Linked DNA regions of Homo sapiens: region 1 is linked to region 2. The links are chromatin loops, found by intact Hi-C in ENCODE. Cell type or tissue: K562. All regions are shown on one strand. Each heading gives the region's core, and the rest is flanking DNA. Links, peaks and the distances in the headings are about the cores only.

The links. A loop is a pair of places that touch in the nucleus more often than their neighbours do. Peaks named below come from ENCODE experiments on the same cell type or tissue, not always from the same donor. Only the 100,000 strongest peaks of a DNase experiment are listed, where the experiment ranks them.
Region 1: a loop joins it to region 2, with 2.3 times the contacts of the local background. A loop is called at or near these places in 3 of 110 quality-filtered maps.

The regions. Positions count from the first base shown.
Region 1 is chr5:77,859,535-77,874,613 of GRCh38, reverse strand. No RefSeq gene overlaps it. Among named protein-coding and RNA genes, the nearest start is that of TBCA, 91 kb to the right of the region's middle. RefSeq lists an enhancer at 2,198-2,731. In K562, for the core only: a CTCF peak has its summit at 7,360 (motif pointing left); no DNase peak of the experiment used is centred there; H3K27me3 peaks cover 3,580 bases.
Region 2 is chr5:77,974,962-77,990,040 of GRCh38, reverse strand. No RefSeq gene overlaps it. Among named protein-coding and RNA genes, the nearest start is that of TBCA, 210 kb to the right of the region's middle. RefSeq lists enhancers at 1,307-1,826, 1,827-2,346. In K562, for the core only: a CTCF peak has its summit at 8,043; no DNase peak of the experiment used is centred there; H3K27me3 peaks cover 828 bases.

The DNA.
Region 1 (15,079 bases), core at 4,487-9,486, 110 kb after region 2:
GGCGAGCGAATGCATAATGTAAATTAAAGTTTGAAGGGTCAGCGGTTTTTACTTTCACTATTCATCTTTCTTTCACCTTATAGGTTTAAGAACAAGAGGGCTGTGTAATTACATTTCAATGGGGTGCAGCGGTTCATTATTCCCAGCTATACCAATCTGCTGCAACATTTCCAATGCAGTCAGGTACATTTTAGCAGATATTAGTTGGTATAAGACCATACTTGCTCTTTGGACTGATAACATCTTTTAATGCATAACAGTGCTATCATCTCAATTTAGAAAAGGCTAAAAGGGTGAGGATTTTTTCTCAGATCAATACAGTTGTTCATATTTTATAAATGTGGTAAAGCCTATCTGGTAATTCTTCCCAGATATGATTTGCCCTTTGCCTCCCAGTTGCTCCCTGTCTCTGATTATCATTTCCCAAAGTCCCCACCACCCCATGTGTTAGGAGACAACATTTTGTGCTGAAGCCCACTGCACTGATGGAAATGGGTAGCTTCCAACAGAAAACCCTTCTGTTGCCAATGATCTGGCTCCAGTGGTGACGGGGCCGCGCTGCTGAGCGCAAGGGCTCTGAAGTTCCAGCTTAGCCCTGAGGTTTGGTGATAGCAGCCATTGTGTTCTTTCTACCTGTGGAGCCAGCATGCACCTTCGGAAACAATTGATGTACTCTGCCCCAGAATATGCAGCCACAGTGGAGTCACCAGAGTGAGACGAAGGGGACCTCTTGTATCTTGAAGAAATCCTGTAGAATAGAACAAATCTTAAATGTCTTCTTCAAGCAAAGAAGCCAGTCCCAGAGCAATAAATAAAGTTTATTTATTGCTATATATATATATATAGCAATATATATTTATATTATTTATTTGTTATATATATATGTAAGAATGTAGGTATACATACATGTGTCTGTGTGTACATGAATGAAAATGTATGTAAATCATGTAAATCTCCTAATAAAGGCTGGAAAATACACATCAAATGGCAAAGTAGTTATCCCTGGGGAAAGGAATGAAGGAGGATAACTTACATTTTGCAAAAATCTTTTACCCACAAGATTGCATTCATATTTGACTTGTGTAATGAGAGAGAGAGATGGAAGGAAGGAAGGAAGGAAGGAGCAGGAAGGAAGGAAGGAGAAAGAAAAGAAGAAGGAAGGAAGGAGCAGGAAGGAAGGAAGGAGAAAGAAAAGGAAGGAAGGAAAAGAAAGAAAGAAGGGAAGAAAGGAAGGAAGGAAAGAAGGAGGAAGGGACTTCTTTTTAAAATTTTTTAAAATTATGAAACACAAAATTTACTATTGTAACCATTTTTAAGTGTACAATTCATTAGTGTTAAGTATACTCACATTGTTGTACAACTAATCTCCAGAACTTTCCTCTTGCAAAACTGAAACTCTATTGTCATTAAATAACAACTCCCCATTGCCTCCTTGCCTCCTCTGTCCAGATGCTGGCAACTACCATTCTATTTTCTGTCCCTATTAATGAGTCTGACTACTCTAAATACCTCTTGTAAGTAGAATCATGCAGGATTTGTCTTTTTGTGACTGGTTTGTTTCACTTAGCATAGTGTCCTCACAAGGTTCAGCCATGTTGTAGCATGTGCCAGAATTTCCTTCCTTTTTAAGGCTAAATAATATTCCATTATATTATTATATATAAGGAATATTATATATTATTATATATTATATTTCTATATAAGGAATGTATATATTCCCTTCTAAAGCTAAATAATATTCCATTATTTTGGAATATAATTATAGTCCATTAATTATAGAATACTCCATTATGCCATTTGTCTAGTTAAGGGCCTTTAACTAGACAAATATTTAAGGAACTAATAATTCCAATTATTATTCCATATTATTGGTTCCAAATAATATTCCATTATTTATTGGATATAATTATGTTCCATTAATTATAGCATATAATTATACTATGATGGAATATTATTTGGCCTTAAAAATATATATATATCCCTCATATAAAGATAAACACACATTTGTTTATATATATATATATTTATTGTTTTTAAGGCTAAATAATAGATAAACACACATTTTGTTTATCTCTCTATCCATTGATGGATACCTGAGTTGCTTCCACCTCTTGGCTATTGTGAGTAATGCTGCTACCAACACAGCTGTACAAATGTCTCTCCAAGATTCTGCTTTGAATTCTTTGGACACATACCCAGGAGTGGAATTGCTGGATCATATGGTAATTGTATTTTTAATTTTTTGAGGAAAGAACTTTCTGAAAATAATTTTTTTTAAAAAAAGTTTACTATCGTCCTAGGCTCACATAGGGTTTAGGACCTAACCACTACAGCTCTGTGGAGAACACAGCTAAGTGTGGGGAGAGCCAACCCTTATCCTTCTTGATTAGGAGAGAGTTCTGACACCGTAAGAGGCATTAAGGAGGCTCCTGGGCCAGCCACTGATAGCCCTGCCTTATGTTAAACTAAGACTTCTTAAGGAATTCATTGCTTGGGCTCCCTGCATTCCTGCAAGGCAGATCAGGAATGAGAAGTTAGATAACTGTTAAAAGCATGCTCTGAGTTAGTGGGTATCGAAGCTCCAGAGCACAAATTGATCCAAGGCAAAGACCACTAGATCATGCTACTTCCAGCCCGTGCAAAGTGGCTACCAAATGGCTATTTTCTAAACGCGTGGTGTTTCTGTAACCTTGGCCGAGGGCTTTCAACCCTATACAATCGTGCAAGTAGACAGAGGTAAGAGCACCTTTTCTCGTGTTAACGTTAATTTTATTTTCAGAAATGAGTCAGGCCTGCATCTGCCTGTTGAGAAAAGCTATTTTCCAAAGTAGTGTCTGCACTTGGCATGACCTTAGGTGGGCCATGGACTTGCTCTGTGTTCACTTTTGCAAGAAACTTTTTAGGAAAGATTGTAAAACACTTTGAAAGCTAGCAACATTTGTGTACCAAAAGTCTGTTTCTCCCAACTCAATTCTGGCTGTTCTCTTCACACAACTTAACAGAGTTAATTGATGCCTAACTCTTTCTTAGTTTTTCCCCATCTGAAAAAAAGTATTAAGTTCCTTATTTCCCAGGTGGTATTTTCTTAATATTTCTAAGTAACATAGTCACTGGACCACCTACATCAGCATTGCCTCTGCCTTATGTTAAAATGCCTCGGGAAATTCTGAGGTGAGGCGGGATTTTTTAAGATGAAAATTTTGCGGCACCACATCAAACTGAACCGGAATCCAAGAGGGACAAGTCAAGGACTCTGCATTTTAAAAATCATTTGTTGAGGTTCACATAATATAAAACTAAGCATTTTTAAACGCTTTAGTACATTTACCACGCTGGGCAACCACCACTTCTATCTACTTTCAAAACATTTGTATCACTTGAGAGGCAAACTTGTCCAACCAGCGGCCTGTGTGTGGCCTGCACATGACCCAGGACAGCTTTGAATGCGGCCCAACACAAATTTTTAAACTTTCTTACAACATTGTAAATTTTTATGACTTTTGTTTGCTTGTTTTTTAGCTCATCAGCTATCATTAGTGTTAGTCTATTTTATGTGTGGCCCAAGACAATTCTTCTTCTTCCAGTGTGGCCCAGGGAACTAAAAAAACTGGACACCTCTGCTTTAGAGTAAAACCCCTTAGTCATTAAAAAGAATCTGCATTTTTAACAAGCTCCTCATGTTGTCACTGCACACCCTAGGGTTTGAGAACCACTGTAGTTAATTTAAAGGTGGGAGGCCGGGCGCGGTGGCTCACGCCTGTAGTCCCAGCACTTTGGGAGGCCGAGGCGGGCAGATCATGAGGTCAGGAGATCGAGACCATCCTGGCTAACACGGTGAAACCCGGTCTCTACTAAAAATACAAAAAATTAGCCGGGCGTGGTGGCGGGCGCCTGTAGTCCCAGCTACTTGGGAGGCTGAGGCAGGAGAATGGCGTGAACCCGGGAGGCAGAGCTTGCAGTGAGCCGAGATCGTGCCGCTGCACTCCAGCCTGGGTGACAGAGCGAGATTCCGCCTCAAAAAAAAAAAAAAAAAAAAAGAATTAGGTGGGAGGTACATAAATATGACATTGAACCACATAGGTGAGCAAGTTTATGATCCTGGATGTTAGGATTTCAACTGCATTCTGTTAATAATGTCTTCTATAATGCTATGGGGTTTGTATCACATTTCACATCATTAAAAGACTGGATCCTTACAGCATACTTGAGAAGTAAGCATTAGCACATCCATTTTACAGATTTGAAAAGCAAAGTTCATCATGGCTTCTTAGTGGAACTTGACCTAGCTACAAAGAGGCGGAGTACGATCTGGAATCTAGGCCTCTGGCTTTGGGATCTTGGCCTCCCTCTTGTGAGCACCTCCACTGAGAAGCCCCTGACCCTGCTAGGAAGGCTGCAGAATGAAGGGACTCAGCCTGAGAGAGGCCTCTACACCTCAGGGGCTACTTTCATTTTAAAAGTTCTTTTTAATGCCTCTGCTTTTCAGAGTCTCATTTGGCCCCTCAAAAAGGTTCGAGATATATGGCAACCCATGAAAGGGAAACAGAAAAGTTATAACAGATGAGCAAAACAGTTTGAAATATTGATGTATTTAAAAGAGGTCTCTCTTGGTGCCATTGGAGAAGCGTTGCCATTTCTTACTTAATGGATTAACTGCTAGGCTGACATACAGTGTCTTTTTAAACAAAGCTCCCTGCTAATCCAGACCAGTCTCTTATGTACTATTTGTTCACCCAATCTAACATGCATCAGAGCCTGAACGTGTGTTGTCTGTGGATAACTAAGGCTGGGATCACGCAAAATGGTTGATCACAGATCTGAACTGGCATTTGGTTTACCCTGACAATAACCTGAAAATATCTCTATAGATACACAGATAAACGTGGCAGACAGTTACTTTGCTTATCCTGTTTTGCATTGACTGGAACTTAGAGATGCAGGTTTCAATTGGATAAAAACACGGCAGCTAAAATATTTTGCCTTGCAATAGAGAAAGGAAACTGCATATGGCTGAAACCCTCCCCGACCGCCTGCTCTTCCCCCAGTCAAGGTGTCTGTCACCAAAAAAGGGCTATATTTGTAAATGTTAACGAAAGCTAAACACAGGGTTTTGCTATGGTAAGAAAATGCCACACTCCCCTTCTCCATAAATTGGGTTTCTAGGAAGCAATCCCTCCCCCAAGAAACGGCTTGTGGGGAGGGCAAAGCAACCAGCTGGGTTGTAGGAGTAATAAAGAAGGAGAATCAATAGGGCATGCAATGGAGCCAAGGTGCTGCCATTTATCACGCCGCTTCTCTGACTCCAATCATTCATCATGCTCAATGAGGCAGCAAATAGGAAAATGACTATTTGTATCAAACACATCTGCACTCATCCACTGAGGTATTTTATTCCCATTAACTCTGAAAGTAAAATACGCAGAGTTTTCTAGCTTCTTTCAGCTCAGGTTGGCAGAAGAAATTCACAGCCTATGAGCACAAACGTCGGCATGAGTTTGCACAGCATTTCTGGGAAGGATTTGGGGGGATGCCGCGGTCTTGCAGAGCTATCCCGGCCCCCGACGTTTTAGCACGGCTCTCGGAAATGCGGTCGTCTAAACTCACCACCCAGCTTCCCCTTCTCCCCAGTGATGAGAACACCATCAAGGATACAGTAAATACTCATTACATTATCTCTCAATGGTTCCCTTTTTATCTCATAAATTACCCCTGCTAGGTGGCATGGAAGCTAATTTCACTAAGTCTGTGGAAGATCAGATGTAAATGGGAGGATTATCATCATTATGGTGTAATATCCCATGAAATGGTAGCATCATTCCTGGTTCTTTTTATGAGGTGCGCAAGTTTATTTCAGCCTGCAAACGTGCTTCTGTGGCCCTCAGCGGGACGGAGAACCAGGCGGTTGCGGCAAAAAGAGCTTGGGATTTCAAGGCAGGATTTTCTCCAGGCCTAGAAAGGAGAAGCCTCTGCCCAGAGAAAGGTGAGTGCAGCCAGGTTTGTGGAAAGTTCTCCCTGGTCTTTTCACTGGCACCAATTTTAAGCCGAGCAGAACCGTGCTGCCTCCCCGCAAATCACCACCATCCCGCCTGCCCCTTGAACATCTCTAAACCTTTAAGCTGACCTTATTTTTGCCTCATTCTTCCTGGTTTCTCTTGTAATTAAACTGATTTTCCTGCTCAATCTCTGTGAATTCCTCCCTGTGCATGGGAGAACTCGTCCTAAATAGAGAAATAAATGAAGGAGTGTTGGGACTCCTGCCTCTTCCGGCCTGCAGGCCCTGAGAGAGCACACAGGAAGTGAGCCAGGGCTTTGGGATGGGACCAGCTGAAGTGGACTCAGCCAGGTGCCAGGCTGCTGCCCCTGTGGAATTGTTCTCTTAACCCAAACAGGAGGGCCGTTCTCTCAGGGCCTGGAATTCTAATCCCACCTCTGATTTATCTTCTGCTCATTAAGTTTGGCATGTATAACTGATTATTTCGGGAGCAATCTGGTGGCATCTGCTGGTGGCTGTGGGCACAGGATGTGTCAGCCACACTGGGCAGTAATCACACACACACATGCACACACACAAACACATGCGTAGCCGGCCACACACCCCCACAGTGAACTCTAGCAACCTCCCCTCTTAGTGCCCCTCTCTGTGTGAATACCTGTCTGGCATATTCACCATTAGGTGCCAGGGGTGGGGTTATGTTCTAATATCATAAACCACTGGCCTGGACGGCATATCAAGAGAAGACATGGGCAGGACCTGGGCTGTGTTTATGGCATGTTAGATCATGGAAAAAAAGACTAAAAACTTTAAAATGAGAACATAATCCAAGCAATTCCTCATAACAACAAACACTGTCTAAATTATCTGCACAAGTGGTAAATATATGAATACCTGTTTATATATTTAAACAGAATACTCATACTGATATAGATTGAACTAATTTTTCTAGCTTCAAAACAGATTTTGGGGGCTCTCCCCCAAGAGTTGGAGCTCTAGTCCTTGGTGACATTCGGGGATTCCTTTCTGTGTATTATAGCCACGGGTTGTGCCTGGAGGCTGTGATAAGAATTGCAGCATTATTTAAGGCAGTGAAATATGGGTCTGGAATGTTAAATTTTATTGTTGAATAGGCTCTATTGCCAAAATGCCCTTAAAAAGTGCATTTTATGTATTTAACATTTTTGTTTTCTTGTATGATCTTTGTGAAAGGCATTTAAAGCAAACCATAAACAAAGAAATATTGATATGGAAATCATTTAGTACTGTGCACAGCCACTTTCATGTAAGAAAAACATTTTTGAGTTTGTTTTTTAGACATCTATTCCCCCTACTGGTGATATTTATTCTTATTTGGCTACCCAAAAAAAAAAAAAAAAAAAAAAAGTTCAGATAATAGGAAGAGAAGAAGCCTGACTGGATTGTTTGAATATCTCAGTGATGTGATTGCTTTTGCGACAAATTCTTAAATTGTAGACTTTCTAACCCCTCTGCCACTAAGGACAGTTACTTTGCAAAGTTGTCCTTTCTCCTTGAACTCTGAAGCACGTATTCCATTGTCACTTCAGAGTGTGAAATGTGGAATGTCCTTACTGATGGGCTGTGGCCGCCACTGTTCATTTGGATAATGGAAGTTGGAGACTAAAGAAACCTTGGACTTTTCTGTCCTCAAAAACTACCTGTCCAGATCTGGTCTGCTTATAAGACACCCAGATTGGGAAGCAATATATCATAGAAGGGCCTATTGTAAGGTGTTTTTACATAATGGCTCCCTTGGACATCTTTGCACCTAGGGAAGCTTATGGAGACCCCCCACCTCACCTCCTCCATGGCTGGGTCATTGCCTTCCCATGTGCTCTCATAGCCCTTGTCCTCCTGCGGCCATATACTGCATTGTAATGACCTGGCTCCTTGGCCACCTCCCCAACAGAACCATACATTTCATGAAAGTAGGACTGGGCTTGCCTGAACCATAGTGGGTAATCCACAGAGCACAGGATACCTTTGCCCTCCCTCCAGGGCAGCAGTCGGATGCCTCGTATCTAGAAGTCCTAACAAAGCAAGAGAGTGCAGGGCAGGGCCACCTTTTTTGGAACTCCAGGGGGTTCCACTGCTGTCCACGTGAATGGTGCCCCTGAGGCTCACAGTGCCCAACCTGCATGGCCACATGCAGCCACCCTGGCTCCACTCCTTTGGGGCTGAGTGGGAGGCAAGAGGAAGACAGGGAGCTGATGCCCACCCAGTGGCTACCACATGCTGGGCACTCTGCCAGCTGCTGGCATCCACATCCATGCCCTTGCTTAGTCCTCAGGCCCGCCCATATCCACCCTGCCTCCCTCCCACCCGCCCCACTCCTGCTCCGTCTCCTGCTGTAGGAGCTAAGGGGAGCAGGAAAGGCAAGACACCTCCGAGGGGTCCAAGACCAGGTGCATGAGGATGGGCACACACTTACATTCCCACAACCCCCAGGACTGCCCACCACCCTTCTCGCTGTTCATTTCCCATTTCACAACTCTAGAAAGTAGTTAGAAGTTCTAGATACTATTCAAGTCAAAGTTTTGTTATTATTATTATGATTATCATTAAACAATACAACGAAAACATCATTTGCAACAGAGCTTTGTTGGGGGTGGGAAACACCTAGCAGGACACTTCTAGCACCCCTCGCACTGCCCCAGCACCCCACATGCCCCCGCTCTTCTTCACTGGAAAATGAGGACAAGGGAGCAGAGTGGACAAACGGAGGCTGGAAAGGCACCTGTAGTAGCGCAGGGGCTGGTCTGTGGCTGCTGCTTGTCTGAAGTGGGGAATCGTACCCCTTCCTCCTCGCACAGGCTGTTGAGTTCCTAGAAGGAGACGAAGGAAAAGCCCTAGAAGGTTTGTGTTTGCATGTGCTAGAAAGGGAGAGAAGAACCACAGAAGAACCCAGAGGCTCCTGCCCCATCCCGGGCCCTGGCGTACTGCAAGGTACCCACACATTCCATGGGGACAGGAGGGCTGGGGTCTGCTGCTTCCCTTCGGGTGGGGGATGTTGAATGGCCTGGAGCCTAAAGTTAACGCATGCCTGACCAGCTCTTTAGGCTCTTTAGAGGAAGGACTCCGCCTGTGACACGTGCCCTTATAATGTGCCCAAGGCCCCTGAAAGCCCACTTGGAGCCCACGTGGCTGTGGCTTTCCAACCCACCTGCCCTCAGGGGGAGAGCTTCCTGGAGCAACATTTACCTCAGCCACCTCTAAGCTACCAGAGCCCCTGTCCACGAATTGCCTCCACCCTTCCAACAGCAAATCAGTACCTTTGCTGCTTCTGACAAAGGACCGCTCCCAACTGCCACATCGGAGCCTCTGTTTCCTCATCCAGATGTCGACACTAGCAAGTGTTCTTTCAGAAGGAGGATGACAGGACACTTTAGGAGCCACAGCAACCACACACAGGGAACGAGCGACTGCCGGGGCAGCTGATCAAGCAGGAAGTCCCACTTATTTGTCCTTCAGGCCCCACACCCTTGCAATGACCTGTGTAGGCTGCTCCTCCACTGGAGGCTGGCCCAGCCCCACAGACTAAGCAGGGAACACAGTTTGCAACCTAAACGGGGTGGGGAAGCCAAAAGTCCAGTTAGCAGATCCCATGGGGTGGCCAGGGAGGGTCACGGAATGGGCATTTAGGCTCACAGGACTGGGGTTCTAATCCTGACCCTGTCACCTTCTTGTGTCTTTGGAAAAATCTCCGAACTGGAGTTTCTCATTCTCAAATTGGGGGACTTGATGAGATGATGTCTAAGGCATTCCTCTTCCTTAACATTCTGGAATCCTAAGAGAGCAGAAGGTATGAGGCACCCCCTGTCCTCTCAAGCTCCAGCAATCCATGGAAAACTCTGCAGCGACAAAGAGCTCTCTTCTAACAAGATTTCTGGAATAATGGACTCCTTTAACAAGACTAATGTAATCAGCAAAGTATTCATGAATCCGAAATAATGTATTAAATTTCATGTGGCCTTTTAAAATTAAGAGGGAGAGCCGAACAAAATGTACAGTGGACATTATGAACTTAAAAGCCTTGAGAAATCACTCCATTACATTTAGTAAATATGTGTCAAACCCCTGCTTCATGCCAAGCACAGTGCTAGGCTCCAGGAGCCCAGGATGAATAAGACAGCCCCTACCCTGCAAAGAAATCAAGGTATGGCGTGGGCAGACCAACATGTCAAAAATGTCATTTCAAAATGCTTTAGTAAAGACGGTGACAGAGATGTGCCCAGGATGTTCTGGGGCTCAGCCCAGCCTGGGGAAAGTTCTAAAAATGTTCTTATAGAAAGTAATGTCTGAACTGACTTTGAAAGACGTACTTCAGGCCTTTTTGCTGAACCCAAAGCTCTACAAAGCTTTCCTACTTCAGCACAATATCTACCTGCACTATTGAGGTTAGGTCAAGTTATTGTTGAGGCTCTTTTATCTTTCCCCACTGGCCAGCAACCCATGAGGACTACTGAGAGCAGGAGAGGAGAGTCAAACGTTCTTAGCCAATTCCTTTCCAATTATTCTACACATTGGCATAGGTTTGGGTTAGATTAGCATCTTCAGGCTCAAATTTTAAGTATCCTGAAGTATATTCCACCGACAGAAAAGCTGACTTAAGATCACGGATTAGGATCAATTATGATTCTCCATCCCTGAACTAGACTAGCCTTTCACCAAAGTGCTCAGTAACTTCCTTAAAGCTCACTTATAGCAGGTAGGGATGGAAGGAAGAAGAGAAATGCCGACACAACTCTAGGCAGGTTAGAAAGCTTGAGATCTTCACTGAATTATATTAAATGTCTTAAGTCTACACTTGGTGTGCTCCCCTTGAAGTGGCTTAAATTTATCGAGTTTCTAGATTAAATTAGACTTTCTTTTTAGAAACAAAACAAAAACCTTAGGAAAATATCACTGTAGAGCTACTACATACAGATATTCTGCAGATACCATTATTTTTCATGTTTTAGAAAATAGGAGATATATAAATGTCACTGGGGTTGTGAAAAGAAGATCTTGTTTGTTCCAAAGAAGATTCTAGAACAAAGCACTAAAAAGATTGATTGTGAGCTCCTAGAAGAGAAAACTGGCCTCAAGGTCTTCAGGACAAGCCACAACAAACAAAAGACAGAATTATCATAGGCCTAATAAATCTGGAATTAGGGAGGATTGCCTCGTACAGTATCCTGTAGGCATGACAGAAACAATGTGTGTGATGCCAGGACCTTGGTTGGATTCATAACTAGTTGCATGGCTCTCTGGAAATGAGCTGATTTGAATATGTGTCATCTTAGGAGTTTTGTAGTATAATGCCCTAGAGAGCAGCCTTGCAACTTTTTGGAACAAGGCAGGGAGGAAAGAGTGTAAGAGAGGAAGAAAAAGAAAATAAGGCAGAAGGAAAGAGAATAAGGGCTCTGAGCTTAATTTGATTCTGTCTCGCATTTGTATTAATTTGGAAGATGGTGTAAAGAGCATGATCACCGAAATTGTAGAGTATGCCAATCAGGAAGAGAACTGGGATGCAAAAAGTCCTTAGGATAAGATAATGGGCTAAATACAAAAGATGAAATGTAACTGGGATGAATGCAAGCTTCTATCTATGGGTCCAAAAAATCAATCTTGCAAGTTAAGAGAGACATGAATTAGCTGCAACATTTATAAAACATAAAAATCCTGAAAGACTAAGGCTTTGAATTGACTATAGCTCAATGGCAATGGGGCCAAATAATCAAATGGGATTTTAGATTAAAATGAGGGAGCTGATGGTTCTCTTTTACTCTAAACTCCTCAAACCATGTCCGGAAAATTGTGTCCAGCTCTGGGCCTCATGCTTTAAGAAGATGGTAGCAAAGTGGAATGTGTCCAGAGGAATAACCAGGAGAGAAAAAACCCAAGTGTTCTCCTGGAAAAGAGAAGATAAGAAGAAAAAAAGTGCTGACTTCAAGTGTTCAAAAGGAATTGGATTTTGGGGAGAGACAAATCTGAGACTGATATGAGGAAGAACTTTCTAACAAAGCTATTGAGAATTAAAATGGGCCACCTTGGGAGCTAGTGATGTGCCTATCAGGAGAAGTGTTTTAACACAGGCCGAAGGCTACTGCTGTAGAATGAGGTAGAAGGGTCCCTCTCTGTATACAGGTTTTCTTTATAGATTCTTGCGGGAAGTATTCTCTGTCAGGCATCATGCTGGGCACTGGGGATGCCAGGACATTGTGCCTTCCATGAGTGAGACAGATCACAATCATAGCCCAACAAGACACATGTGGTCCTGGATATATGAAAAATAAGTACAATAAGCAAGGGAAAGGGAGTTACTAACACTGCGGTGAAGATGAATTCTTGGCCGGGCAAAGCAAAGGAGAGAGTAGTGTAGTGGCATCCCGCTGGGGAAGTTCCTGGGTGTGTGGGGATGGAAACAGTCCGGTGGGAGATGAGACCACAGAGGTGGGCTGGGGCTGGGTTGTCAAGGACGTTGGGTTGTACAATAAATGAGCTCGCTCTCTCTCCAGGAGGAGGAGGAGAGAACTGGCAGGGACTCCTTAAAATAGAGATGTAGGACAGTGATTCTGGTGACAGAGAAGGTGGACTGAACTCAGGAGAAATTGGTGACAGGAAGACTGGTTAGTCATTTCCAGTTCTGAGGTACTTGATTTCATAGGGTGATAGTAAATGTGAACATCTTTGGATGAAAAATGCTTTTACAGGAGGCTAACAACAAGAGGGCAGCTCTGTGCAGAAACAAGTTGTTTGTCTATGAAAATGAGCAGAAAAGGTCTGGGCAGACCTGGCTGTGTGATCCCAGGTCATGAAGACCCGGTCCAGGACATGGTCAGGACTGACCAGGCAGGTTTTCCAGGGAGAGTAGCTTTACAGAGTTTCTAAATGAGCCCATCAGCATTGGACAAATAAGTCTTGCATGAACTGAATATAAACTTAAACAGGGAATTGGAGAGAAATTGATAGAGGGCTTTCCAGCCTTTGAAGCTCTCAAGGACTCTAAGACCTGAGAAACAGAAAAGCTGCCTCTGCCATTAGGAGCCTGCCTGGCCCTCACAGCTAGGCCTTAGTAGTCTCCTGTTGAACACTTTCACAGAACTCCAGACAAGGCCACTCTGTGAATATCATGATAAGGCAAATCAAGACCCCTTCATAGTCGTGTCTGATCTCAAACCAGAACAAGAACATTGTCCAAACCACAAAAATGATCAGACATTCCCTTATCAGGCTAATAGAAGCGACTGCTGCTGCTTTGCCAATTACAGCTTTAGCCTCACTTCATTCTTCCCATCTTTTAGATAAGATTTGTTAAGATAATCAAAGATTTATCTTGTTTCCTGATGGAATCCAATGCACAGCAGAACCCTCTATTTCCTTGAACGCTCCTCCAAATCACCTAACTGAAGTCTAAGTCCTATAAGTAGTCCTTTCTAACCCCTATTACTGAGCTGCCTCATGGTTCCTCATGGTGCATGTTCTCTTTCCTTGCAATATGTCAACAAATCCATTTGTTCCTGGTGGTCTGTGGCAGGAACACATTGACATACCATTACATTATACTTTATCCCGAGCTTTCTTCTCAGGGGTTCTAGTGTCTCTGAGGTTTTTATGTAAAATGTTATACATCACTAGCAGTGGTGGGCTAGTCCATGGACTGTTTTGAGCACAGGCCTAGGCTGTCCTCTTGTCCACCTGATGCATTACAAAACCAGCTCAAATATTAGCAGCTTCTAAGAAGATTCCTGATATCTCTTCCTTGAAATGACCCATTCTCTGAGACCCTACTGCACATGATATGAGCCTTGTTTGGCAAATATTTCACGGTGTTGTAAATATTTTTAAGCACTCTTCTATAAGAAGAATTTGAACTCATTGAGGGCAAGGACTCTGTCATATTCATTTTTGTGTCTCCAGTGTCTAATGTAATAGCATGCAGAAAGTTCACTAAATGAATAAATGATCAAATGAATAAGTGAAATGTTAGACTTGGAAGGGACCTAAACAATCATCTATCCCAGAGTTCTCAAACGCAAATGCCTAGTGGGGCCCAGCAGTGATAGCTAGAGAGGGGCCTGTGGCTACATGGCAATCCATGCCCCATCAGTGACAGTGAGTTTTTCCCAAGAATTTGAGTTCACTGTTGCCAGATCTTCTGAATTTTAAAGAAAAGCTAGATATCTCAAACTTTAAAATGTTTAAAAATACTTGGTGAGCCTAATAAAATATGTCTGTGGGCCAGGTTTAATTTCTGGGCTGCCAATTTGTGACTTCTGATCTTGGCCAACCTCTAATTTTGTATGCAAAGACACTGTGGTCCAGAGAGGTTAGGGGCATTCCTGAGGTCACCCAATTATTATCAGTGGCAAACAGACTCCAACCCAGGAGTCTTAAGAATTCCAATTCCAATTAGTATCTCCTGATCATATTCTGGGAGCAGGGCACTCAGATCTCATACTCTTATTGAAGGCAAAGTGCAGGCACTTAGGATGATAGAAAATATGCGCAAAAATCTAAGAGGTAGCGTCTAGACTTTGCTAATGGTTCCCTATGTCAGGTTATATTTTTAAACAATCCTAAATATTTTCTTCTCTTTCCCAATGCTGTGTCTGTTTCCTTCTCACTAGAAAATTTAATTATATACATTTTAGTTTAAATTTTGTTCCTATCAGTGTAATACCCATAGCTGTATAAAATGTTAAATTATACTACAAGGCCTATAGTGACAACTCACAGTTGCTTGCCCCATACCTTACCAGCCCTCAGTCCTGCTTTCTTCAAATTTTTTAGTTGCTGAAAAGTCTTTTTAAATTATGGTGCTCCAGTTTTAACCTGGAAACACATGCCCATCTTCTCTAGGAAATTTTCTTGTATCATTTATTTGAAATTGTTCTTCTCGTTTTCTCTGTTGTCTACTAGAATTCCTATCCGTTGGGTCTTCTAATTTTCTTTCCTTCCATTTCATTTTAATTTATTTCTTCAGAGACTTCCTCAGCATTATCTTACAGCCCTACTATTGAATCTTTCACTTCTACTATTACACTTTTAAATTCCCAGAGGTTTTTCTTCTTCCTCACTCTC
Region 2 (15,079 bases), core at 5,843-10,842:
GATTTTATGGCTTCTATTTTGTTGCATAGCAAAAGGGAAATAATTAGTAATTGACAAAGTAAGTGCAGGGAATAAAAAAGTGTAATGTTATTCTAATAGGCCCTGTCTTGGTCTTTAACTTTTCACTTGCAAGCAGCATTATTTTTTAACTCAGATGTATAAAAATCATCCACACTGAGAAAGTGGAACCAATTGCAGTTAAACAATTGAGGGGAGCACTAACCAATAATGGATAGGCTTTAAAATGCCATAAATATTGTTTCTTTTTATTGTGTTTGATTTTTGATGATTCCCATAACCCACTGGTTAAAATTAAATAGACATGGTCTTAGGTATTACTCAAATACATTTTAATGCTAAACTATATAAAGCAGAATATATCTGTGCATGTGTGTACATATATACGTACGTATGTATTATTTTATAGTTTAAAAAATCCAAGGAGTGGGTATTCTACACTTAAATACTGAGGAAAGGAAGGAAGTTGGAAAGTACATATGAAAAATGCAAATATATATATATGTGTATATATATATATAGCCCTGAGTTTCTCAGATGAGTCACTGTTTTTCTACTGATATGTCTATCTTGGAAGACCCCCAGATTATAACAATAGTGACACTGAAATTAAAATTTCTCAAGGGTGAATTCAACTTAACCTATTGGGAGTATCACTGTTGCTTATAAATTAAGCAGATTTTCACAGAATAACAAACATTGGCGCCTATCAGTGAAATGTTTACTCCTTCACATGGCCACAGAGATTTCTTTTTCATAGGATTCCTGCCTTTTTAGCCCCAATTAAATCTGCTTTGGAGGGGATTTGTGCTCCTGTGAGATTCACAGGCAATAAGAAGTAAATGATAAACAAAGTTATATGGAAAATACCAAAATGGGAGAATAGATTCACACTAATTAAAATTATTTTTTAATGCTATCTTCCATAATGAAGGGCATCCTATACTTGGCCTTAGGCTAATCCTTTTTAAAGTACATTTTCTTCTTCTATCCTCACCACAGCCAGATTTGAGAGAGGCTGTCTTCATCTGCATTTTACAGATGAGGGAACTGCTACTTGGAGAAGCTACCACCTTGCTCAGAGTCAGACAGCCGGAGAGGGCGGCTGGGCATGGCCCAAGATCTGCCTGGCTCCTGAGAACTTACAAGAAATTCCTCTGCTCTCTCTCCCAGCCCTGCAGGGACAGTATGAAATGAAGAGGGCACCTAAAATTCAGACAGATAAAGTGCCCAGTACCATGCCTGGAGCTCATTAAACATTAAATTATGGACATTATTTTATATTTAAAAAAATCCAAGGAGTGGGTATTCTCCACTTAGAAACTGAGGAAAGGATGAATGTTAGATAAGAAAAACGGAAATGTTCTCATGAAAGGTCTGTACGGGGGAACGCATGTGAGGCTGCCCCGTTTATCGGCCTTTTCAAGCGTCTCCCCGGTTTCCCAAGTTCTTTATTTAATAGCATTTTAATCATGTCAGATGATGCCATTCTTAACCATTTCCCCACAAAGACTTTCCCACTCATTAATAGATTTTGCTGTCGGGGAATGTTTCTGGATAATTATTTAGCAGCTTCTCTTCTAGATTTCTTCTCACTGGAATGCCATGAATCCTGAAATGGAGCAAACAGGAGGGCGCTCGCATTTGTGACCCTCAAGACATCAGGTGGGTTCTGGCAACGTTGCCGGAAGGTGGGTGATTTACTGGCTTTACTGCCCAGTGAGTGACAGCCACTGAGTCTCCTGACCGCCCGGGGCCTCGGGTTCTTCTTGTGGTCAGGTGGGACAGCAGAGAGATGTGTGGAAATCAGGGCGAAGCAGGTCCTCCCACGGCATCCCTCTCCCACGGGACGCCAGCATCCTTCGGTGGGGCTCTGCGTGCACCCAGGGAGCGGGGCTGGGTCTCTGGGCTTTGGGCGTCTGAGGCAGGGAAACACCCTTGGTAGCCTTCGTCCTCTTCCTATATGTTTAAATCCGGGACAATCGTACGTGAGACTTCTCCAGTCACATACATAAACACCCTGATTTCTTTTCCCCTTCACTTCAAGAGTTTGGGCCTGCCCTCTGTGACTTCTACCACACAAAAAAGGTGGGCCCTGGGGGACCTAGGCCAAATTTACCAAGGTAGCAGGGGGTTTCCTGAAGCGCTGAGGACACAGGAATTCTAAAAGGCCTTTTACAGAATGTTAATGACTCTTGGGAAATCTCCTAGTTTAACTATATTGCCTCACGAAAATTAACATTGCATTAACCTCTCTATCCTCTTCTACTTTGTTTTGAAAAAGTAGCAGACAGTTTATTCTAAAATGTAACAAACATCCTATTTGTGTTTACTTTTTATGCCACCAACAATGCACTGGGTATTGAGTTGAACCAGGCTCCAAGAGAAAATACAATTAATGAATAGTCACAAGGTTGCTAATCTGATCAATGCCGGGTGATAGGACATTTAATCTGATTGTCTGTGACTGCAATTGCACAGAGCTTTGGCAGCCAAGAGGACCGCCCTGGCTGGCAAGAGCGTTTGTAGTCTGGTCACTCCTTGGGGTGGAGGTGGGGCTGGGGAGCTGTGATGTAAACAGATGTGGGGAGGAGAGAAGGCGCCCAGAGCATGAGAGGAACTGGCTGAAAGGATCGAACACAGGGAGGTGAGCCCACAGAAAGTAGGTACCTTTCATGCCAGGAATGGGAGAGACAGCCCCATTTTTTTTTCTGAGACAGAGTCTCGAAGTGTGGCCCTGGCTGGAGCGCAATGGCCTGATCTCAGCTTACTGCAACCTCTGCCCCTCCAAGTTCAAGCGATTCTCCTGCCTCAGCCTCCCGAGTAGCTGGGATTATAGGCACCTGCCACCACACCCAGTTAATTTTGTTTGTTTGTTTGTTTTAGTAGAGACAGGGTTTCACTATGTTGGCCAGGCTGGTCTCAAACTCCTGACCTTGTGATCCACCCGCCTCGGCCTCCCAGAGTGCTGGCATTATAGGCATGAGCCACCGTGCCTGGCCCACAGCCACATATTTAAGAAGATAATAAAAAAATAATCTTCATGCCCCACATCTCCTTCAGGCAGGTGTCTGGACCCCAGCACAGGAAGCCATGGGCCATGGCAGAGACTCGCACCACTGGATACCCAGGGCTGTGGCAGCAGAGGAGGGTTTCTTCCTCCTGTCCACGGTGCTGTCTTTCCTGAAGTTTCCTGAAGAATCTTCTGACTGAGAGGGTGGTCCGCCTTGTTGGCAATATCCATGGTAATCATCAGTATATATTTCCACCTGAAAACGTAGTGACCCTGCTGATAGCCATAGATTAAAACGTACCAAATGCCTAAACCCCAAGGCAGGACCTGCAGTGGTTGGGGCCAAATAACAGAGGGAGAGGGCCGAGAAATCATCCTCAGCATCTTCCATGATGCCCCCGGAGGCCGTCTGGAGGGCCGGAAATAGACCTGAAGGCAAGTCAGCCAGACTCAGCTGACTCCCACACCCTGACCTGCTGGCCCCTTGCCCTCTCAGACCTGGAGGAGCCTCTCTTGTCCTTTGTTCTTTGAGGGGTCAGTGGGAGCAGAGCTTTGTGTGGACACCAGCAGGTGGCTCAGTGTTCTCTTAAAACCATGTTTCCACCTGCAGCTGCACCATGAGGGTCTCCTCCTCCTGTTCCACTGCCAGCTTATCTTCCTTGCGGCAGGCACTGAACACCTTCCCAAGACAGGTGTGTTCTAGCCTAGATATGCAGCGACAGTGATGCAAGGCCCCTGACCTCAAGGGGCTCACATCTCAGTGGGGGAACAAGACACACCAATAAGTGTCAATCCGGGCCCGGCACCCTGGCTCACATCTGTAATTCCAACAGTTTGGGAGGCTGAGGTGGACGGATGGCTTGAGGCTGGGAGTTCCAGACCAGCCTGGGCAACACATACCTGGGCAACATGTGCAATGCCATCTCTAAAAAACACACAAAAAAACAAAAAACAAAAAAAGCCTGGCATAGTGGCAGATGCCTGTGGTCCCAGCTAATCTGGAGTCTGGGGCAGAAGGATCACTTGAGACCGGGAGGTCAAGGCTGCAGTGAGCCATGATTGCATCACTGCACTCCAGCTTGGGTGACAGAGTGGGACCCTGTCTCAAAAAAAAAAAAAAAAAAAAAAAAGTGCCAATCCGGGAACAGCCCAGAAGGTAGTTCTGTGTATGGTGACTTTTTTGAAGTCACAAGCACTAAAGGCCCCCATGATGGGGTCCCCCGTGGCCTTTTCAAAAGGTGTTTCTGGACCTCTCTTGAGGCCATGTGATATGAGTGGTTCTGGGTCCTTGTACCTGGGCACACCATAGCTTTGAACTGGTCATAGCTCCTCAGCCACATTTTGATCGATGTTTGTGCTAAGTGCACAAACCATCATGCCAATATCTGACAGATCAATGGAGCCCCCTGAATGCCAGGCTATGAGGTCAGTGGGAAGCTACAAGAGGGTGTTTGCTCAGAGCCTGCATGGGGTTCCAGTTCTCTCCCTCCATCTCCATCCTCCTGCCCCCACCACCACCCGCATGCCCCCTGCTGCCCCTAGCTGCTAAGGACTCTGTTTAAACTGTTGCGGGACCCCAGGGGAACTGGCCAGGGCTCCTAGGAAAGCCCAGGGCAACAACCCAGGAGAAAGAGCTGTTCTCCCAGCTCCCCGGGCTGCTTTGTTTGTTTCTCCCTTTCCCAGGATGTCCCATTCTCAGCTAATGAACAGTTTAAGTGTGCAGATGAGGAGGGAAACAGAGAATGCAAGCCCTGATCATGAAACAATATCAGCAATACGAGAAGCTGCCTGAGTGAAAAAACAGCTCAACCTAAAGGATCTTTTCAAATGCCTGGTTTTGTCCCGAATTTGCCTGTTTGCTTGTCCCCCTCTTTTTCCTTTTCTTTTTAAAACCATTGCAATCAAGCATGCATTAAAATATTGAGGCTGAGGGAAGTACTTCTATGAGCTATTCAAGCCCAAAAGCCTCAAAGAAGGAGGATGGGACTTTGATGGTCTAAATGATTTCCTACTAGAATAAAATTAAAAGCAAGGCAGGGAGTAGCAAACAGCACTTGCCTCTCCCGCACGCCTTGGAGCTTCGCAAATAGAGGGCAACTCTTCAGTGTTTGGTTTAGGGTGAGGGAGGAGGGTTATTATGAGAAAATGAAAAACAATTAGGTTGAGAACCGGGGGTGGGTGATTCATGGGAGTGGCTCAAGGTTGCGCTTAAGGGGGCCCTGCCTTTCCCGCTGGCGCGATGGCTGGGGGCACCGTCTCCTCTCTGAAAAGTGTGCTCCCACTCTGGCTTGTGCTGGCCTCTGCCTCCAGGCCTGCAGAGCTGAGGCTCTACTCCTCCGCAGAGTGTAAACAAACCAGAGTCCTCTCCCTGCGATAACTGTGACATGAGAAGCCATTTCTTCCTTGTTAAGTAGAAGAAGCCCACCCCTGAGAAACCTTGTTCCCAAGGCCTGTGCACTGCTAATGGAATTTTTAACTCAACCTAACCGCACCTGAAGGTAATCAGCTCTGGGCCAGTTGTGCATTCGAAGTCCCTGTCAGGCTGACAGGAGGGCAGAATTAGATGGTTTGATAACATTTCTCTCTGTGCACCCTTGCAACAATGTTGGGGCAAGTGTCCGAGGGAAGGGTCTTCTCTGGTTGTCCCTGCTCTTGCACCAAAATAGGACAACAGGAATCTACCCCTCCTCCTGATTGGAGCGCCCTCACCCAAGAGATGAGGGGTCTGGCTTTCAGAACATTACTTCCACGTTTCTCCCCCCAACCCCCCAGAAGACAGGCTGTTGAGGTTCAGGGTGTTAAAATAAGGCTGTAAAAGCTTTTTCAGACAAAGATGTATTTCTAGTAGGAAGTAAATTGTACATTCCAATTTTCAGTATTTTCACCCCAACTCTCAAGTCACAGAATGTTTTAAAAACAGTGCCCAGTCATTGAAAATGCCAGCCAGCTATTTTGAAGTTGCATTCTATTCTTAGCATGGGACAGAATCTTCTGGTAGGGAACTTTCAAGAAACAAGATTTTCAAGGAGAAGCCTGAGGCAATTTTAAGAGGGATACTCTAGCCATATGTATAACATTTTCCCCCACTCTCCTGTTTCTAATTCCATTTTAGAGGCTTGAAAATGCGTTTTTTTTCCCTTTATCAATTTTGTGTTTTTCGACTTGGCAAACATTGACTCTTTTCTGTGTCCTAAATGGAGGTGAAATTAACTTGTCTGTTTCTTAAATAAAAATAAATAAACAACTTCAGTATGTATAGATCCAGATCCTGCCAAATGCTTTTTTGTGGTATGCCAATGTCACCGAGGAATGTCAGCTCAGCACCGTGATTAGCATTTTACAACTGCTGTAGAGCCAAATGTTGAGAGAATAACAAATGCTGTTTTGGGCCCCATGAAAATTACAGCTTAAGAAATGGAATTTTTCAGTCATATAGCTGGAAAATAAAAAGCGGGAGTCTGGGATCCAGATGACTTCATTTTCAGGCAACTAACTTTAAGATCAAGATTAGAGTCTAAAAATGTATGCATGTTAATTTAGTTTTAGTTTTTTTTTTAACTTTTATTTTACATTCAGGGGTACATGTGCAGGTTTGTTATAGAGGTAAACTTGTGTCATGGGGGTTTGTTGTACAGATTATTTTGTCACCCAGGTATTAAGCCTAGTACCCAGTAGTTATTTTTCCTGACCCTCTTCCTCCTCCCACCCTTCACCCTCCCATAGGCCCCACACTGTATATTGTTCCCTTCTGTGTATCCATGTGTGCTCATCATTTAGTTCCCACTTATAAGTGAGAACATGCGGTATTTGTTTTTCTGTCCCTGCGTTAGTTTGCTAAGAATAATGGCCTCCAACTTCATCCATGTTCCTGTAAAGGACATGATTTCATTCTTTTCTATGGCTACATAGCATTCTATGATGTATGTATAGTTTTACTTTTAAAACACTTTCATCTCTAAAGGTTTGTATTATGAGTCCACTTCAGGTTTTGTGAACCCTAATTGCCAACTTAAAAAATGATATTAAGTTGAAAGCTACAAGTGAGGGGAAATATTTGCATAGCATATATCTGATAAAGAACTTGAATCTAGAATGTATAAAAAAACTTTGACAATTTATAAGACCAACAAGCCAATTAAAAACAGGTAAAAAAAAAAATTGAAACGACACTTCACCAAAGAAGATAAACAAATAGCTAATTAGCACATGAAAGGATGTTCGAAACCATTGGGTATCAGGGAAACACAAATTAAAACTACCATGAGATCTCAGTACACACCCATAAGGGTTGCTGAAATTAAAAAGAAAGTCTCTGCTAGTAAGAATGCAAAATCATACAGCTACTTTGGAAAACAGCTTAGCAGGTTCTTAAAATTGTTCCCAACAGGAAACAACCCAAATATTGTTAACTGGTGAATAAATACACAATTCCATTCAATGGAATATCATTCAGCAACAAAAAGGAATGAATGACACATGGCTACATGGATAAATCTCAAAAACATCATGCTAAGTGAAAAAAGCCAGACACACAAAACTGGATACATAGGATTATATTTATATGACATTCTGGAAAAGGCAAAATTACTGGGGCAAGAGACAGATCACTACACAGAGACAGAAGGAAACTTTTTCGGGTAATGGAAATGTTCTGTTTCTTGATCGTGATAACTGTTACACAACTGTGTACTTTTGTCAAAACTCATCAAACTGTACACTGTATACTTTAAGGGAGTGAATTTTATTGTGTTAGTTACACCTGACTTTATAAATGTGACTTTAAGAAAGACACCACCACTTGGTGTGATAGGCTGAATAAGGCTCCCAAAGGTATCAATGTCCTAATCCCTGGAACCTATGACAGACTATTACCTTGGATGGTAGAAGACACTTTGCAGATGTGATTAAATTAAGGGTTTTGAGATGAGGGGATGATCTTGGGTTAGACCAGTGGGCCCTCAATGCAATCACAAGCAAGGCAGAGGGAGCTCTGACACAGAAGAGGAGAAGGCTGTGTGGCAGGAGCAGAGGGAAGCACCGTTGGAGAGAGGAGATGCTGCGCTGGTGCCCTGAAGGTGAAGGAAGGGGCCATGAGCCAAGCAATGCAAGGAACGCAGCTCTAAAAGCTGGGAAAGGCAGGGAACAGATTCTCCCTTAGAGGATGACCCTGCCAACACCTCAACTTCAGCCCAGTGATACTGATTTCAGACTTCTGACCTCTAAAACTGTCCAGTAATAACTGTGTCTTGTTTTAAGCTACTAAATTTGTGGTAATTTGTTACAGTGGCCATAGGAAACGGATGCACTAGGGCAAAGGTCCCCAGCCCCCATGCCACAGACTGGTACTGGTCTGCAGGACCATTAGGAACCGGGCGGCACAGCAGGAGGTGAGCGGCAGGGTAGCAAGAATTACCGCCTGAGCTCCACCTCCTGTCAGATCGGTGGTGGCATTAGATTCTCATAGGAGCTCAAACCCTATTATGAACTGCATATGTGCGGGCTCTAGGTTGTGTGCTCCTTGTGAGAATCTGATACCTGATGATCTAAGGTGAAACAGTTTCATCCTGAAACCATCCCCTCCAACAACATCCATGGAAAAACTGTCTTCCACAAAACTGGTTGCTTATGCCAAAAAAGTTGGGGACCACTGCACTAGAGAACAAAATAAAATTGGAACACAGATCTCAAGGGACAGTCTTGCTCTCATTTAACATGAGGACTGATGGCATAGACCAGCATCCTTAGACTCAGTATCTGAGATGCCTTTTTAAAACTGCGTGATTCTGACCTCGCCCCTCCTTTCCCACCTTCCTTTCTGTCTCACCGTTACCTCCCTCCCTACTCCTGCCAACCTAACTCAGTCTGAATGATGGGCCCTAGGTAGCTGCTGTGGGCATAAAGCTGCTGTTCGAGTGCCCCAAACTTTGAGACACCTTGGTCTAGACAGAGCATTTTCTATTCTCATAATCATAATTCAGCACAATTGCTGCTGCTTATTTGTAGGGTTTGTTCCATGCATGGCATCTAGCAGGTACTCAGAGAGTATATTTATCTATTTGACAACTCCCTAAACACAAACCTCTCCAACAGTCTCTATGTTTGCTGAGTGAATTCCACATTCCATGATCCTTGCTATAATCCTACTCTTTTTTTTTTTTTTTTTTTTTTTTTTTTTGAGATAGGATCTTGCTCTGTCACCTAGGCTGGAGTGCAGTGGTGTGATCACAGCTCACTGCAACCTAGACCTCCCAGGTTCCAGCAATCCTCCCACCTAAACCTCCCCATCAGCTGGGACTACAGGCACATGCCACCAAGTCAGGCTAATTTTTTCTTTTATTTTTCGTAGAGACAGGGTTTTGCCATGTTGCCCAGGCTTGTCTCAAACTCCTGGGCTCAAGTGATCCACCCACCTTGGCCTTTCAAAGTGCTAGGATTATAGGCATGAGCCACCATGCCCAGCCCTAATAATCCTACTCTTCATCAAATTTTACTAAAAGCCATTGATCATTGGCCAAGCATGTCACTCATTTTCCTTTATAAATCCCATGGCTTCATTTGTGGCTTATGGATTTTAGAAGCAAACAGGCTTACAGTATCATGAAGGGGAGGCCATGCTCAACAATTGTTAAAAATTACACACACACACACACACACACACACTCAGAGAGGGAGAGAGAGAGAGAGAAATTGTACCTTTTTTTGGGTTTTTCTATATTCTATCCTTGAGATCCAGAAACCAACAAGATAAAATGCTGGCATTTGGCAATCCTCATGGTCAGCCATGCACCTCCCTCTTTGGCATCCCTCTGTCCACCAGATGCCACTTCTATCTGCCCAGCTGAAACACCATGTTGATAAAAGGGACTCCCATAACCTACTGCCAGGGCCAGCCTCCCCGCTGGGGCATGGCAGAGTCAGTTTTTACTGCAGAAGATGGGTATAGACCAACCTGAAGAGTCTTCCATATTTGGTGATAAGTTTACTGTGCTTGACTTTCAGATTGATGTAAGAAGTGTGTCAATGATGTAAAATCAATAGAGCTTGAGAACCCTCTCTGGTTGCTTCTGCTGGATGATAGCGAAGAGAAGCCTGCAAATGTCTAGGCACTAGTGCGAGGTCCATTTAATGTGGTTAGCAAAGCTGACAGTTTGCACAGTTTAAATCCTATCCAGTGAAAGCCCAAGCCCTATCAAATAACAGTTGAAAAGAAAAATGTGAGAGAGAGGAGAGAGAGGGGTAATTTTAAAGGCAGAATTACCAAACAGTTCCATTTGTATGCAGGCAAATTTATGTTTCCATGAGAATCTGCCAGGCTACTCTAGCAGTTTTAGCAATGCATTGCTCTACCCATGTTTATCAAATATTTAAACACCCCATTTTTATTGAGCCATAATGTCTGCTGAATATGTAAGCAAAAGAAGAAGGATGAATTTTCTTTTTCACAGCAAGACTACAATGGCAACTCTTTGCTCATCATCTGTTCCCATTTATAGAATAAAGTCACATTTGGATTCTCTTATTTGCTAGAAAAAAATAAATAAATCATTCTCTGTCTTCCATAAATACATATTATCTAGGTCCAAATCAATTGATTGATCTATCACAACATTAATTGATCAACGTAGCATCTGTCTGTCCATTTATTAATCTGAGAGAGAAGCAGATGACATTTAATTAGTTCCATAATGGAATAACACTTTTCCTTCAATTAGCACAGCCATGAATGTGGTAAGAAGGTTCTATTTCTTGAAAGCAAGTAATATTTATTATTTCATTGCATCAGCTCTAACAAATCAGTTTAGAGATTGAATAGCTCCTATTTAAAATGAGTATCATTGGTCAGAAATATCCATTTTGAGTATGGTGCCTATATTATAGGCTGTAAATCTCCATAGCAAATGATTGCAGCTCCTGTAAACTAAACCAATGTCCAAACCACCTTGCTCATTATGATGGAACATAATCAGTGAACTCATAAAACGATTGGAGCTGAAATCATATTTTGCACTCACAGCAGCAATGGAATAACAAATAAGCCATAGAGATGAATATACATATTCATTTTTCCTCCCCACAAAAACACACAAACCTCACTTTCTCACTTTCTAGCTGTATAAGAGTCAACACAGTGATGCTCTGAAATACAGTGACAAATCATGTTTGATGAAGGAGATGGCTTCTGCTATAGTGCTTTCCATTCACTGGGGATCAGTGGATGGTTTGTGAAGGTCTCTCTCTAAAAAGTCAGAATCATAATTCCAAGTCCAGAGGTCAGGAATTTGTTTTCATAGTGTCAAAACCATATTTTAAAGATGTAATGCATATTCTGGTATCTGTGCTGGGTGGTGTACTGCTTGTTACAGAGATTACTGAGGTTTTACAACACAGAGTTTAGGTCAAGAATGAAAAGTTTTGAAGATTTACATTTTTCTCCAGCATTGACCTTTTGGCTTTATTCCTTAATTAAGCAAAGACACGGCAGCAAAAGGGAGTATTATGGGCCTGCTGTATCCCCGGGGCGTTATGAGACACCAGACAGAGTTAAGCTATCTCAAGACAACCATGTTCTCTGGAGTTACTTTATTGCTATTATAAAAAATCTTTATTATGGGAAAATATGTATTTTTATGCCAGAAGAAGATGAAGATGACAGTTAAGCTGTTGAAAGGTAGTTTCAGTTGAGCTTCGTGCCCACTGAGATTGTAAAACACCCAAGACTAGGGGAGGCGTCCTGATGGAATCTTAAGAAACCTAAAGGGGTATATTAATCTTTGGGAAATTCATAGTTGGAACAGGGTACCATTAACTGGCACTTTCCAGTTATCAAGATATTTTATGAAACTGAAAAAAGTCCTATTACACTTGCTAACAGGGCCAACTTTGGGGGTGTGGTTAATAAAATAATCTCTTTCCAGATTGTCTTGACTGGAAGAACCTTGAGATTCTGAATCCCCAGTGATGCCTGCTGCTTTTCTTACAGGCTGTTAGCAGGGCACTTCTGTAGAAGCTTCTGTGTGAGTTTGCTTTTCTTTTACTAAGGGGGGAAAACATTATTGAAGGCTTTTTAATTGCTGCATTTTTCTTTTCCATTGAGAATCTGGCACTTTCCAATTCTATTTGCATTGTTTTTTTTTGTGTGTGTGTGTTTTTGTGTTTTGTTTGTTTGTTTGTTTGTTTGTTTTTTCAGATGGAGTCTCGCTCTGTCGCCCAGGCTGGAGTGCAGTGGTGCGATCTAGGCTCACTGCAAGCTCCGCCTCCCGGGTTCACGCCATTCTCCTGCCTCAGCCTCCCAAGTAGCTGGGACTACAGGCGCCCGCCACCACACCCAGCTAATTTTTTGTATTTTTAGTAGAGACGGGGTTTCACCTTGTTTGCCAGGATGGTCTCCATCTCCTGACCTCGTGATCCACCCGCCTCGGCCTCCCAAGGTACTGGGATTACAGGCGTGAGCCACCGCGACCGGCAGATTTGCATTGTTTTTAAAGCAAATAAACTGCCCTCTCCGTTCCGAAAAAGAGTCACCTTGACTTAAAAATCACTCACACATCTTTCCATTGATGTTTACCAAAGTAAGACTTCTTTTTAAAAGAATGTTATTATCGAAAACTTTCATCATGAGGCTCCTTTGCTACCAAGAAAATTTATATACTTGCTCATCTATTAATCTTTGTGTTTATTACTTACATTTCTGTCCCACTAAATTCTGGAGAAAATTTGAAGTGGCTCTTGGATTTATCTTCTTCTGGCTTTTACTAATGAATCTTCCAGGAACTGCCTCCTGAACTCTGTCTGTTATGTGTATGTAGCCTAGGAACAAATAATAGAATTATGTCCCTTCTACCCAAGGTAGGAAGAGATGAATTGGGAACTTTAATCCACACTTTAGCTTCTGAACTGGGGAAATCCAGCCAAGCAGAGTGGCTGACAACCTGTCATCCCGACACTTTGGGAGGCTGAAGCGGACGAATCACTTGAGGCCAGTTCAAGACCAGCCTGGCCAACATGGTGAAACCCCATCTCTACTAAAAAATACAAAAATTAGCCAGGTGTGGTGTCGTGTGCCTGTAGTCCCAGCTCCTTGAGAAGCTGAGGCATGAGAATCACTTGAACATGGGAGGTGGAGGTTGAAGTGAGCCGAGATTGTGCTGCTTTACTCCAGCGACAGAATGAGACTCTTGTCTCAAAAAAAAAAAAAAATGTAGCAGGGAATCATTTAATTATTAGCATCTTTTGCTTGGCAAAAGAGTTGTAGTCTTACCTGGTATATTCGAAGTCAAGAGGAAGCTAAGGACCCACGTTCAAAAGGGGCAGTTCACAAAACAGAATTGCCAGAAGGCAAGACCTTTGTTTCTCCATTTGTGAGGCACCACCTTTAGAGCCAGCTCTACGATAGGTGAGTTATGGAGTGACACTCCTCACTATCCAAGCCAACCATTTAGCCTCCTTCATGAGAATCAAATCCTACCAAGAAGCAAAAGCCAAAACAAAAATTGCATGGACAAAAAACCCATGTTCCTATGTAAAGAGAGACCGAGGTGAATTTTTAAATAAATTGTTATTTTCCTGTCACATTGCTAAGCAGATTTCACATGAGAAAGTCTATAGCACTGGTCTCACTGCAGCTGGCCACCTCAGAATCAGGAGCTCCAAGCTGCCTCCCATCCATCCTCTCTTCTTGCTGCCCCTCAGGAGCTCCGCAGGGCAAAGCTCACCACACACATTAGTGTGCACTGAAAATCTGTCAACCCAAGGTTATGGCCCACTTTTTAGGTTTGTTTTTTTTTTCAGTATAATAAAACTGCCTTCCAGGCATTTGGAACAGTTCCTTGAGTCATAATGGGACTTCACTTGTTGATCCCACAAGTGATTCGTGCAGAGCCTATTTTGCGAATTGCACAGTGAAGGAGCAGCAAGATAGACAAGATGAAACACTGTCTCTGCTTCTGTCTGGAACAACATGGTATTAGGAAAGAGGAACATGTTCCTTTTTCCCTCTCACTCTACAAAGGGAACCACTGAGGGTGTGAACCAGCAAGAGAAATTCCAGCTGGACCTAGAGAGAAATGGAGCTGGAAGGGATTTGGGTGTGGGGCGGCAAGGAGTGGGCCTGTAACTTAGAGGAATTCTGTGGCTAATTTACTCTCTGCAGACTTAGATATTCAGAGTCCTTTCCTTATGGTGGAAAAGGTTTCCTGGGTACCAGTTTCCTAGAGAGAATGCCATTTTAGTTTTCTGTTTTATTATATTCTTATTTTGGATAGAATTTGTTGCATAATATAAGTTTGTTGGGCCCACCCTAAAGAAAGGTGCTCAAATTATACGTATTGTAATCCAAACCATTCAATACTCAGCTCCATGTTCCTTTCCAAATACCAGGTGGCATCCAGTTGGCCCTATAAGCCGCTCCAAATAACAGACCTCTCTTTCTGTTGTGAAAGTAGAGTAATCTTAGGAGACTGATGTCATTGAATGTCTCCAAGCATAGCTGTCAAGTATGTAGATTCAAAACTTCACCATTTCATTTTATCAATCTTCAGAGCTTATTGAGTCACTTGTGCGTTTCTTCTCTTCAGAAATGCTGTGCACTCTTCCTGTGGTGCTCTTTTATTTTGAAGACCCCAATGCAGACCACCTAGGAGACGGGGGAAAAGCCTTCCCATAATGAACCAGTGTGAGCAATGCAGGGAAAATGTGTTGCAGAGCTGACTGAAAAGCAAGTTCTAGTTTTCTTACTTCTAAAGGATTATATCAAGCAGTTTTAAAATAATGGAAAGTATCTGGTCTCTCTGTGTGTGGTAGCAGAAAGGTGACTGCCACCAATGAGACAAAGTTATACAGACTAGGTGTATTATGAAACACTTGAAACGCTATGTACATAACAAAGTTAGAGTACTTGGCCCTTAGAAACAAAATGCAACTCATATATTGGCACTGGGATTCCAGGTTTGAATGGAAACAGCTAAACCATAAGTCAAACACACAGCCCATCTATTATTTCTTGTTATTATCACCAGCTTTGTCTGATTCCTCTTTTTTTGTAATGCTACC